2 separate regions of the Mus musculus genome follow, and region 1 is linked to region 2. Evidence: chromatin contacts called from ENCODE Hi-C or POLR2A ChIA-PET data. All regions are on one chromosome and are shown on one strand. Each heading gives the region's core, a stretch centred on a gene start or an enhancer-like site at or near the end of the contact. The rest is flanking DNA. Distances are from core to core; before and after follow the strand shown.

Region 1 (6,288 bases), core at 3,243-5,742, 190 kb before region 2:
ATATACTTTTGCAGTTGGGCGGGCAGGAAGACAGTTATTGCACTAAGGGACTAAAATAGCGGTGTGTTGTTCTGCTGCTGGGATAGATGATGAATCACTGGGCTCTGAAGCCAAATCCTCGCTGATAACTATGCTACCAGCTCCTGTGTTGCCTTAGTATGGGCATTGAGCGTCTGAGAACATGCACAGAGCTCACGGTAATGGTGATGTGAAGTTTCAGTATGCACTTGAGGGCACTCAGGGCCACTCAGAAGAGACCAGGCAAAAGAACTAGCTAGGCATATTGCTGGAGACATGCAAGGGGCTCAAATTATGTGAGAGTGCTCTCCCTCCCAGCCTTGTATAGAGCAAGCTGTGTGTGTGTCAACTAAGTTAACAGTGATAAGAAACCAACTCTTAAACTTACGGCTTTGGAGCCATACCTTAGATGCTATGGCAGGTTGTGATTGTTGTTCTCTCACAATTTAGGTGGCTTTAAAAGGTTTGTGACTAATGAATGAGATCATAAAATAGCTAAAGAATGAAAACATGGTATGCCTAGCACTTGAACAAATGTTTGTAGGTATAATTATTAAGCAAGAAATAAGATCATCCACACATGGAAATAGGAGGCATTATCGAGTACTTGGTAATTCCACTACCAAAATCTGAAGCAGTAACTGTCTCTAAGAATTGGGGAGGCAAAAACAATGGAGGCCTCCATCTTCCAGTACAGTGGAAGCTCTCCCCCAACCATCCCTTCATTGTGCCCAGATAGGCCCACTGGAAAAACCACCTCTGACTTTGTTCCTAGACAATGTGGGTAGTGGTTTTAAAGAACTTGAAGCTGAATTGGATGGCCTTCCCTTCTAGGAGTGCAAGGACATCTGGTGTGCCCAGAGATATGTGTTTGTGTGGTATCCCCACCTCTTTTCCCCCCCGGCTAGCCCAACAGGCACTTTCCCTGTCACACCTGGGAGAAGAGTCTGACAAGGAAGGCAGGCACTGTGCAGGACCAGGTGAGCAGTCAGATCTGTGACCCAAGGGCATTAGAGTGCAACCTGAAAGGCACAGGACCTAGGGGATTACTGAGGTGAGCGTTCATGCCAAGTCTGGTGCTAGGACTTGATCCTGTTGCTGGGGGGCCTTGAAGTAGGTCGCTCACTGTTGATTCTGATAAGTTGCCTGGCTTGTACCTTAATACCCAGCACTCAAGAGGCAAAGGCATGAGTTTAAGGCTAGTCTAGTCTGCATAGTTTCAGGACAGCCAGGGCTGTGTAAAGAGATCTGTCTCAAAATAAAATAAAAAGGAAAACAAAATTTGAGATGTCTGCTGGGCCACAAGCAAGTTAACACATGTACTTTCTGTGCCCCACTGTGCATGTGTCTGCGTTCACTGGTCTAGCAAGACTGAAATAAGAGTGTTCATGTCAGGCATGCATGTTCTAGACCTAGCTGTTGTCTGCCCCTTTGTCTTCTTTGTCCTTGCCCTCTCCCCTGATGACCAGATGTCCTCTCTCCATGTCCTCCATTCCTCAAATGTCCCCCACTTGAGGCTCTCAGAAGTCAACCCAGATCAGACCAAACTGGACTGGGCTAGGTGGATCTGGCCGAATGGTCTGTGGACTAGATCCGAGTGACTTCAGCTAAGTGGCCGGTACTAACTATGCTAGGACTGCAACGTTTTCCTTCCATGGGTGGAGGCGGCTCTTACTGCCTGGTAAAAACAGAACTGTTGGGATAACTTGAGAAAGGAAAACAGCCACGGCAGGCAGCAGGCCAGGATCCGAGCTGTGTGGAAAGAATGCCATTTTATGGGAAACATTTTGTTTTACCCTTAAAGAAATCATCTCAGGCACTAAATGATGGGCATAGTCTGATGGAGCTTGAAATATTAGCTGAGAGTTTGAGCCAGAAAAGCAGTGCAGTGAAGTCTGAGCTGTGAAGAAGCAAATGGAACAAGCTGAGTGACTTTGCCACCTCACCCTGTGAGTGACTGGAGTGCTTTCCTAACTGCCCTGGCCTCATGTCCTGTCTCTCTCTGGCCATTCCTGTTATCAGGAAGCCATCTTTAAGGACTTTATGTACCCATCTGAAGGACCATCATTCTTCATTCTCCCTTTTACATCTCCACAGGATGTCCCTTGACATCCCTTTCCATGTTGTCCTAGCTTCCTATCTCTGCCACGGCTGTAACCAGATTACCTCAAGCCCGTGTCCTCTCTCCTGCTCCTGAATTGTTTCCCACCCACTCTGATGTTCTTCCTTTCTCTGTTATTTCAAATGCTTGTTATTTAGTCTGAGTAAATTTGGCTACAAAAAAACGAGAATGTGCATAGCACACAGACTACAGTCCTGGGCTAGCTCTGTGGGGCTGGCTAGAGCTGTGATTCCAACAGTGAAAAGAGTGTGTGTGTATGTGTGTGTGTGTATGTGTGTATGTGTGTATGTGTGTGCGCGCGCGCACGCGTGTTAACTGTAATAGCTTTTGCTACATGATCTATTATTGACTTTGGAAGAACACATTAACTTTTAAACATAAATTGTGTATCACTATTATACAGTAAGAATTAATATTTTAAGGTATGTACATGAAAATAGAGTTTAGATAACTTCATTATTCTAAGAACTAAAATATATAACACAATAGCACCTTATGCAATGGTATATTTTAAAGACAATGCACTTGGAGTTTAAAGAAAACTCTCTATTGTAAGATTCAAAAGACTCCGACTTCTTGATTACTGCACATTTAATAACTTAGAGAAAACCCCCTTTGCCATTTCCATTTTAGCCTTTGTGTGCATGCTGAGATCAGAAGTATTCATAGGCTGGCTTTCCAGCCACTGGGGTGACTCACAAGCCATCCTCTGTGTCTGGTGTATCTGAAGCAAAGGTCCAGAGGGTGGTGAACCAGCCTTTGTGAGTCATAGTGTCACCGAGAGCCGACACTGTTGACTTCTGTCACAATTTGGAGCTTACAATTTTCTTAAACTCATAGTGATGTGTCCAGGTTAAATATAAAGACTGAACAGGGGAGTGAGGCACATGGCCCGAGCTGTTCATGGCCCATAGCGGCAAGTAGTCAGCTCTGTCTCTTCTCCTTCTGATAAAATGCTAAAGTTTGGAGCAATTTAATCTGTTTTTACAACACCTTTCTTATTACACACTTGACTTGGAGCCACAAAAGCAGTGGTGATCTCTGTTGGGGTGAGAATGCACCGTGACTTTTAAGTCTGTGAATTCAGGGAGGTCTACATTCTGTTTACGCCTTTGAGACGCAGTGTGCACTTGCTACACTTCTGCCGTGTGTGTGTGTGTGTGTGTGTGTGTGTGTGTGTGTGTGTGTGTGTGTGAGAGAGAGAGAGAGAGAGAGAGAGAGAGAGAGAGAGAGAAAGGGAGAGAGAGAAAGCGAGCGAGCGCGAGCGCACCCAGAATGTTAAAGGTAGGTGATTTAGGCTTGAAATAGTTTGTCACAGTGTTTGTCTTTTGTGACATAAGTCTTTTATATTCTGTTGTAATTCTGGAAACCAGTATTTAAGATTTTTGTTTTGTTTTAAAGTTACTTAACTCTTTACTGGACTCACAGCAGCCAGTGGCGGCTGATAGACTTCAATCACTTGTAGCCCTGGATGCACAAGCCAGTAGTAAAAGCAACCCTTGAGAGCTGGGAGCATGCAGCCAAGTGCCCACAGTTACTGGTAGCCACTCCCTGCACCCAGCAACCTGGTGGGTATGGGTGGCTGCCCTTATACCTGAGGCAAGGCTCCCCTGGAGTTTCCTAGGCATGGTGCCCTTGCCTCTTTTAAGAGTACTGTTGCTTTGTGAGAATCCATAACTAGTCCACACTTGCCGAGCTATGGTCTCATACAATAGCTTCATTGATTCTTGATTTCCATAGAAAAGCTTTATGGGTTCTAATGAATTACCAGCCGCCCTTCACCTCCTCAGAGAGTGTCTTTGTGTCCTGGGCCTTGCCTTTGGAAAAGGACTTATGTGAGTGATGGGTGCAGAGTAATTAATGAAAGTTGTTATGAAGCAACCAAGCCGGGGAGGGTTGTGTGTGTGTGTGTCTGTGTGTCTGTATGCAGTTTACTGTATTGCTTAGATGCTTAAGTAATCCTGTGTACCTGGGCCTTGTTTCTATACCTCTTCCTACCCTTGTATTTATAATAAATCTTTAACAAATACAATATTGAACATTCTATATCCAAATCTCATGTCAGATCAAATCATGCAAGATCTTGACATTTTTGCTCTCTTTAAGCTGGACCAAGAGAAAATTGCTATATTTTGTAGCCTCAGGAAGACAGTCTGGTTTGTGTAATGTTATACCATTAAATTTTCATCTGTTCCCTAGACTGATTCTTTTTAAGAGTCTACAACTTAAAACCAGAAGAGATTCTGACATCTCTGTGTGTTCTGAAATCCCTGCCAGCTTTAAACTGGTCTAACAGGAAAAATTAAGACCATGACCGGCTGCCCTCAGCACTTACTCCTAACAACAGTCACCCGCTCGTCCCCACGCACCTCCTCACAGCCTCTCTGAGTGGAACCATTAATGCACCCATAGCTGACACTTGCCGAGTGTCAAGCCCAGTTCTGAGTGATTTATGTGCAGCAGCTGACGTGAATGTCCCACTGAAGCCCGCCACAACCCACACAAAGACAGTGCAGACTGCATCGGACACTCTGTGTACGTTGGTGCAATATTAGCTAGTCAAGTAACTGCTACAAAAATAATGCTTTGGGCAGTATCCTAAAATTCTTAGTCCTCAACCACCAGCACAAAGCGCACATTTCTAAATTGAGACAATCTCAACCAGCATGTATTTTGAAAACACTTGAAAGTATGCTGATAATTACACTTGTGTTGATTTCAGTGTGTTTGATGCCAGCCACCACCAATTCTTTCCTGCATCGAAAGATGAAAGCTATTTTCATATAAAACATAAGAGTGGAAAAGGGAGGTGGGAGAAGAACATTCTTGTGGCTTTTTAGTTACTTTTATAGGCAGCGTTAATTTCATTCCTGTGACAGAATGCTTTCCTTGGCACTCACTCTCATCTTAGGCATTTTAATGAGCTGCTGTTTTGTGCCTGTGCTCATATGGCACTAATAAGATGTGTTATTTTTAGTAGCACCTACTGGTGTCACCTTGGGTTAGGACCTGTCATTGTTTCCATTAATTATGTGTTACAGCAGGCGGACACTTGAGTGTATTCAGCCTAGACGTCAGCCAATGTGTATCTGATATATATTCAACCTTGAGAGCCCCGCACTTGGAGAAGACCACATGTGGCCTCACAAGTATTTGTGGCATTGATTAGATGATGAAGCTCACAGTGGTATTTACGTTTGCAATCCTCCATGATGCTGCAATTAACCAAAAAAAAAAAAAAAAGCCAAAACAAAACCTTTTATCATTTTGTTTAAGCTTGCTATTTATTTTGTTCTTTACTGGTTTTCCATGAAGATTCCCTGGCTTTCCTGGAGACAGTCTCTTTAGTGTCTTCTAGAAGGAGGGCTTAGAGGTGGGAGAACCTGAGGCTGAGCCTGATGCTGGCCCCTGGGTTTGCTTTCCTCTGAGAACCCCTTTACCCCACAGGCCGCAGGCAGGCAGGTTTGTGAAAGTCCTACCTCAGTTTCACTTTCATATGAACTAGTGAGTTGGTCCTGTCTTTTGGGGGGGATTTGGGGAAACGTCTGATTTGGCTCTCCAGGGTATTTTTTATAAACACCCTCCTTTCTTTCGTATCGATTGTGTGATATGAGCAGGAAGGAAATTAGACACCGTTTCTGTTCCTTCACCCTTTATCATGTGACTTGAAATGTCCTTTTACTTCCAAGTAAATACGTCTGAACAGGGAACAAGCCGACTGTTTTTCCTGTAATTCACGTGCGGGCATTGTCAGCAGGAGCAGTGGTGTATACTGTCCTTCTAGGGAGTACATATGACCTCAGGACACTGGCACACTCCAGCCCTTCAAGGTCGCTCTCAGGTGTTAGCTCTTCCTTTCCATATTTGGAAGCTCGTTCTGTTGTCTGCTTCTCGGAAGGGTTATGGTGACAGTACTGAATCATGGCTGTGTGGTTGTAAGTTTGTCCTTAAATTTTACTTGTAGTTATTTATTTGGTCTCATTTCTTTTCTTCAGAGTGACCTGGTGTTTGGTTGGTTTTTGTTTTCCTTTCTGGGTGTCTGGATTTCTTTTTCTTTAAATTCCAAAAATTTTACTGTAAGAGTAGATTATTGTGGGTCACTTTCCACAGTTGCCTTGTGGCCTTGAGTTTAAGTTCTCTGGTTTGTA
Region 2 (6,174 bases), core at 935-3,434:
AACAAGAAAAACTTGTATCTCAAAAGGAGGGGATGATTTAAGAGTGGGGCACACGCCTTTAATTCCAGCACTTGGGAGGCAGAGGCAGGCAGATGTCTGTGAGTTCAAGACCAGCCTGGTCTACATAGTGAATTCCAGGACAGACAGAGCTACATAATGAAACTTTGGAAGTGATGGGGCAGCACAACACTCAAGCACTGTATTGTTACCTAAATCTGTGAATCCTTGTATTCTCTTTTCCAATAATACTAGATTTTCAGTAAATCACTGAAAATTAATTCATTTATGTCTAAGAGAAGACTTTCATATTAAAAAGTTAGCTAATCAGAAACCATAAACACCACCAGAGAATATGCATATCATAATTACATTAAGATTTTTAAGGAGCATTTCGGGATGAATTCTAGCCTGACCTGAGGCTCTACCACTCCTGTTATGGTTCTATCACTAGGATGAAATTCCTTGGGGCCTCTCTGTGGCCTAGAAAATCCAACCAACTTCCTACTGGCCAGGATGGCCTCCCTGAAGTAGCTTTTATAAATACAAGATTGGTGTAATTCTTGCTGGAACTATTTGCCAAAATATGGAAGCAGTTAAGAGCCCCATTCATTTAAAATGTGCATACAGCTTCACATGGACAACAACATACGTGCCATGACCACTCACACAAGGGAACACTGAAGAGGGCTGGGGAGCTAGCTCAGTTGATAAGATGCCTGCCATTACAAGCATGAGAACATGAATTCTATCCCCAGAACACACGTTCGTTGCTGTGTGTGCGTGTGTATTTAAGGTTTTAAGTGTGTGGCCCACATTTGTCATCTCAGCAATGGGGAGGCAGAGAAAGGCATAACCCCAAGGGCTTGCAAAGTCAGGTGACCTACAAGCCAAATGTGATGGGTGTGAGGAGAGGCGGGGGACGAATAAGGAGGGAAAGATGGGGCACTCCTGACACCACCTCTGGCCTCTACATACACACACATAACCGCCAGTTGTTCAATTGTGAGCGTTAAATCTGCCATTTGGAAGCACCCTAAAGGCGAGGGCCATCCACAAATAGGTATCTCACGTCGGTCACACCCGCTTAGATTAATTTAATGAGGGATGGGATTTTTCGAATCATCTCATACTAGAGGAAAAGTCCAGGCACACAGAGGTCTTCAATATCATTGGCCTGTTCCAAGATTTTCATCCAGCACCCCCTCCAAGCCCAAGCACCTAAAAACTGTTCCAGTAAGGCAGCAAGACAGCAAGACACAAGCATTAAACACTCTCAGGCCTTGAATGGGCCTCTGGGCCTGTCACTCAAGCAGCTGTGGGAGGGCGATCTTGAGACCCTGAGCAGAGCTGCTCTAATGGATGGCGAGCAATAAGCTTCACCTTTGCCCCAGTCCTTCCAAAAGTACCTGCGGCTACGTTGAAACCAGAGGGAGAGGATTTGCTTAAAACAATAAAAATAAAAATAAATGGGGACGAAGGGTAAAGGACAGATGCCTCTCTACCATCGCCGCGAGCCAAGCTCACCAAGCTTCACCTTGGGCCTTAGACCCCACCCCTCACTGTCGGTCCCGCCCCGCCGGGCTCATCTGCGATGGCGCAGCCCCCCTCCGGCTCCTCTCCCTTGTGGAGCGGCCCCTCTAAGTCGTGCGGGCTCCCGCCGAGATCAGTTTCCGTGTGGTCACGCCCACCGCGTCTGTCGGCCACTGCCAAGCTGGGTTCAACTCCCCGATTAGCCACGCCCCTCACCGTCGGCCTCACCTCCCACCTGGCTCTAGCCCCGCCTCCCGCCAGGCCCCGCCTCCTGCCGGGCTATATCTTCCCCCCCCCCCAACCCCCCACATCCCGCCCCGCCCTCCCGCGGCTCGCACCCGCCCACCGTAGCTTCTCACCGTCCTGCCTCAGCTCCACCGCGCCGCGGGAGCGCGGCTCGCCCACGTTGAGACTCGGGCGCACGTTCTCGCGAGTCTTCTCTGCCCTAGCAGGAAACGGCGGTCTTCCCGGGTGGTCCTCACCCAGAGCTGCCTCAGCAGACTGGGCCGCGGCGGAAAAGAAGCCACCGCCCGGCTTCTGCGGCTTGAAAACTTGGCACAGCCTCACGGAACTTTTTTTGTTTTGACGTGTTTGGAATTTTCCCGCGGCCGCAAGGGAGTGGGGCTGCGCGCGCGCTCGCACGCACGCGCAGTGCACTCTGGGGCCCAGCGCGCTCCCGCGGCATGATGGGAAGATCTGAATCTCTCCTGGAGGAAGTGGGCGACTACGGGCTATAGCTAACTCGCGGCGCCGAGTGAGGGCTTTAGAGAAGAGAGAGCCCTGGAATGTGGTTCTTGAGAGACGGGAGTTGCCAGATAGGTCAAACTCCACATAGGGTTCAAGCCTGCTGGGCCCAACCACAAACGAGTTTTGTCTGTGGTTAGTGATCGCTCCAATCCCTAGTCAGGCCCATGTACTGCTTAGTTCAGGTTCAAATCGGTTCAAAGTTGCATTTACGCCACATAAGTGGAAACTTCTTGTCAAGTGAGACATGGCTTATCTTTTATTCTTGAATTTTTAACATTACATTTGTGTGCATGCCAGGTGAACCTAGAGGTCAGTTTGTGGGAATCAGTTCTCTCACTAATGCAGGTACCCAGTCTTCAACTTGGTGGTAGGAGCTTTTACCTGATGAGCGAGCCATCTTGCCAGCCCTTTCTTAAAGATTTTCAAATTTAGATCTGCATGGTTATTTACAGATGTTTGAATTGGGGAAGAGTCAGGATAACCTTAAACTTTTAGATTTTTTTGGTTTGTTTGTTTGTTTCGAGACAGGGTTTCTCTGTATAGCCCTGGCTGTCCTGGAACTCACTTTGTAGACCAGGCTGGCCTCCAACTCAGAAATCTGCCTGCCTCTGCCTCTGCCTCTGCCTCCCGAGTGCTGGGATTAAAGGCGTGTGCCACCACGCCCGGCTTAAATTTTTTTTTTTAATTAGTGCCTAAGAACCATTCGTTGTAATAAGACCACAACTTAGTGCCTTAAAAATAACATGTAGGGAGGAATATATGCCTGTAATAAATAGCTCTTATTTAAATACTCTGTTGCAGGATATTTGATCATACTGTGAATCCCGAGGTTGTATACTAGAAAAAACTATCTCTACACGTGTGGCTTAGCCCTAGCACACTCCTTTAATCCACGATCTTTCTGTTTATTGTAAATTGAATTTGAAAGAGAAGAATAAAGACTAGCCGAAAGACATTGGGTTGTAGAAAAACAACTGCTGAATTAGATTACCTGTATGCTTTAATTAAGGGAGCGGTGTAACAGATAGCTTAGCCATTAAGAGCACTGGCTGCTCTTCCAGAGAACCTGAGTTTGAGTCACAGCATCCACATGGCAGCTCACAATTATTAGTAACCCCTGTCCAAGGGATCTGATGCCCTCTTCTGGCCTCCTTCGGCACCACACTGCACAAACATTAATAAGTCATAATATCCACACACACAAAATAACAACATCAAAATTTAAAGGGAGACCCCAGGGGAACCTGATCCCAAAGTAACATGCCCTGCTTTATGGGATCAAGTGGCATCAAGCCTTTTAATATGTCATTTTAGTCAAAAAAAAATAGCACGTTTAGTGAGACAAGTGTGAATGACACCTTAGCCCTGAAAAAGCCATATAGTGACAAATTTTAAGATTTTTGTTTGTTAGTCTTTGTATTTACCAGCAAAAACAATGTGGAACTAGGTTTGTTTCTTGTCTTTTAGAGTGAAAGTAACCATTTTGGTACTCATATTTGTGTATACACACACACACACACACACACACACATATATATATATATATATGAAAAAAAGCTACCTGGAGTCAGACAACTCTTTGTGTCTCTGGGTGTTAGGAGTCTGGCCAGTCCTACTTTGTAAGTTAGCTGTCCAATGAAAGCCAGCCATAGGGAAAGCACCATGACTCTCCTCACAAGAACCTGTTTTAGGAGAAGTTTAGAAAACCCTTCCTACTTTGGAGGAAGGAAAGCTCAACCTTCTAGCTTTGTTTTAGTACCTAGATGCCAGTAATCACACAAGCTACCTGCTTTGGCTAAACAGGAAAGAAAAATAAGTTTTTATTTTGTCAAAATGAACATTATTTTAAGCCCCTGTGACTTGTCACAGGACTAAGATGAAGCACTGTAATAAAGTCAGATTTCCGTAATTAATGAAGATTCTTGTCCTTTGCCTTAAGCTTGGTCTAGAGAAAGGAACCATCCTCGGGCTAATGTATAGTTGCTTTTCCTGCAGAGACCATCAGTGAGTACATGGTTGTTACATGAGAATAGCCAAGAACAGCAAATGACATTTTAAAATTGGTGGGGCTATTGGGGCCTGAAATTATAAAGACAGGTAACCTATCTCCTTACTAAAAACATGTGAAGGCTGAAGATCAGAGGAACAACCCTAGCCTTGTGGAATCTCTAACAAGATTCCAGAAAACAAAAATCTGTGGTTTTCCCCCATTGAGCAATGAATGACATGTATACTCTTTTAGGAGAATGTGCAACCAATTTTAGCCCAGTTTTATTTAGGTCAGTAAACGCATGCATTCTTATTTAGAGCGTACATCCCAATCCTGGTGTGTTGTAACTAATTTAGCACGTTTTTATTGCCTGCAGAAAGTAATAAGTTACAGTTTCAAATGAGCACATGGCTTAAAAATAGTTTTCCTCATAAGTATTTAATAATGATTCACTTAGCATGAAATTAATATTAAAGAATTTCTAAGAATAAGCACTTAAAAATTCCAGTTGAAAAAGGAAGAAATTATTCACATTTGTGACTTGATTAATCCTGGCAACCATTAAGTCAGAAAAAAAAAGTGAATTCCATCCTATTCCTGTGTCAGTTTCAGATTGACCCTTAAATCACTGAATGTTTTCCCAAAACGAACTTAACTGCATCTTGTCTATTTCTATGCTTAATGAAGGTTCTAGTCTTCAGTTTGTGTGTGTGCACCTGTGTGTGTGTGTTAAACTGTACTTTAATTCTTAAAGATGCATAGGAACAAAACATGTTCCTTATGTTTTGAGTGATGAAATGCCCAACGTGACTGCTTAAGGGAAAGGTGTGTCACCACCCACTGACTCCTCGGCTGCTTGGTGTGGTGAACTCACACACTGGGACACAGGAAGCAAAGAGGGAAAAAGGGACCCTGCCCTGACCAGGCACAACTGTCAAAAACACCTTCTACACACCTGCTTCCAGCCAGGCTTCACCTCCCTCAAAGTTTTGACTGCCTTTCAAAGTAGAACTGCCAGCTGTGACCCAAACATTCAACACTTGAGCCTCTGTGAGATATTTCATAGTCAAGCCATAACACGCAAGCATGAGAAACCAACATGTAAAACAGTCATAGTGGCTATGATCCCACTACTCATGAGCCTGAAGCATAAAGGTTGCCTGGGAAACACAGTAAGGCCTCAAAAAAATCAGTGTTTAATGAGCATCTCTGTTCTGCAGCGTTTAGTGAGCATCTCTGTTTGGGGAACTTCCCCAGGCACTCTATGGTCACTGTCTCACTTGATCTCTAATTCCAGTACCTGTAAGTAAAGCAATGCTCCCAGTTTGTACACAGCCAATAAAGAATAAATCAGGGTGCTGGGGATTAAACCAAGCTGCCGTTCATACTAGACAAGTGTTGTACCACTAAACTACATCCCCAGCCCCCAAAGAATTCATTTTAGATGTGAAAAAACTTCACAACAGACAGTGGCATGGTGGTGTTGATAGAATGGATGTTTGGGATTCTGAAAACTTCGTGTTTTTATGCTGCCTACCTTCATTCAGGCTCTTTTGCAATCTTTAGCTTCTGTACCAATTTCTTATTGCTGCTAGAACAAATGACCAGACTGAATGATTGAAAATGAATGCATTGTTCTATGCTTCTATAAAACAGGGATTCCATGTCAGAACCAGTGGTCTAAAATTAGATGTCAGTGGGCTTTTGTCCTTCGGAGCTTAGATGCTCGGAAGGAGGTTTCCTTGCTCCTAGAGGCTATGTGCTTTCCTTAGCAAATGCTCCCAACGGTGTCTCTTTGGATTCTGACCTTACTTCTCTCTTCTAAGGACCCTCGTGATTGCTTCTGCCCGCTCCCGTAATCCAGGATAACCTCCCCATCTGAAAATGGTTGATTTATTCAGATCGAC

What was found. A loop is a pair of places that touch in the nucleus more often than their neighbours do. ChIA-PET counts read pairs that join two places held with the same protein, here RNA polymerase II (POLR2A).
Region 1: a map of T-helper 2 cell shows a loop between it and region 2 (3-fold over the local background). The contact joins the enhancer-like site here to the promoter of Fancc in region 2. A Hi-C loop is called at or near these places in 1 of 37 maps with a recorded cell type or tissue (T-helper 2 cell). POLR2A ChIA-PET finds 5 or more read pairs at or near these places in 3 of 5 experiments (Patski and embryonic stem cell).

The regions. Positions count from the first base shown.
Region 1 is chr13:63,240,884-63,247,171 of GRCm38, forward strand. All of the region lies in intron 13 of Aopep (aminopeptidase O), which reads left to right. Among named protein-coding and RNA genes, the nearest start is that of Gm16907, 53 kb to the right of the region's middle. Within about 2 kb of position 4,493, at least 2 of the 3 ENCODE cell types and tissues checked have a DNase peak (open chromatin) inside an H3K27ac peak, as active enhancers do.
Region 2 is chr13:63,429,561-63,435,734 of GRCm38, forward strand. It overlaps Fancc (Fanconi anemia, complementation group C), which reads right to left and starts at 2,185. Exons shown (of 15, transcript NM_007985.3): 1 at 1,890-2,185.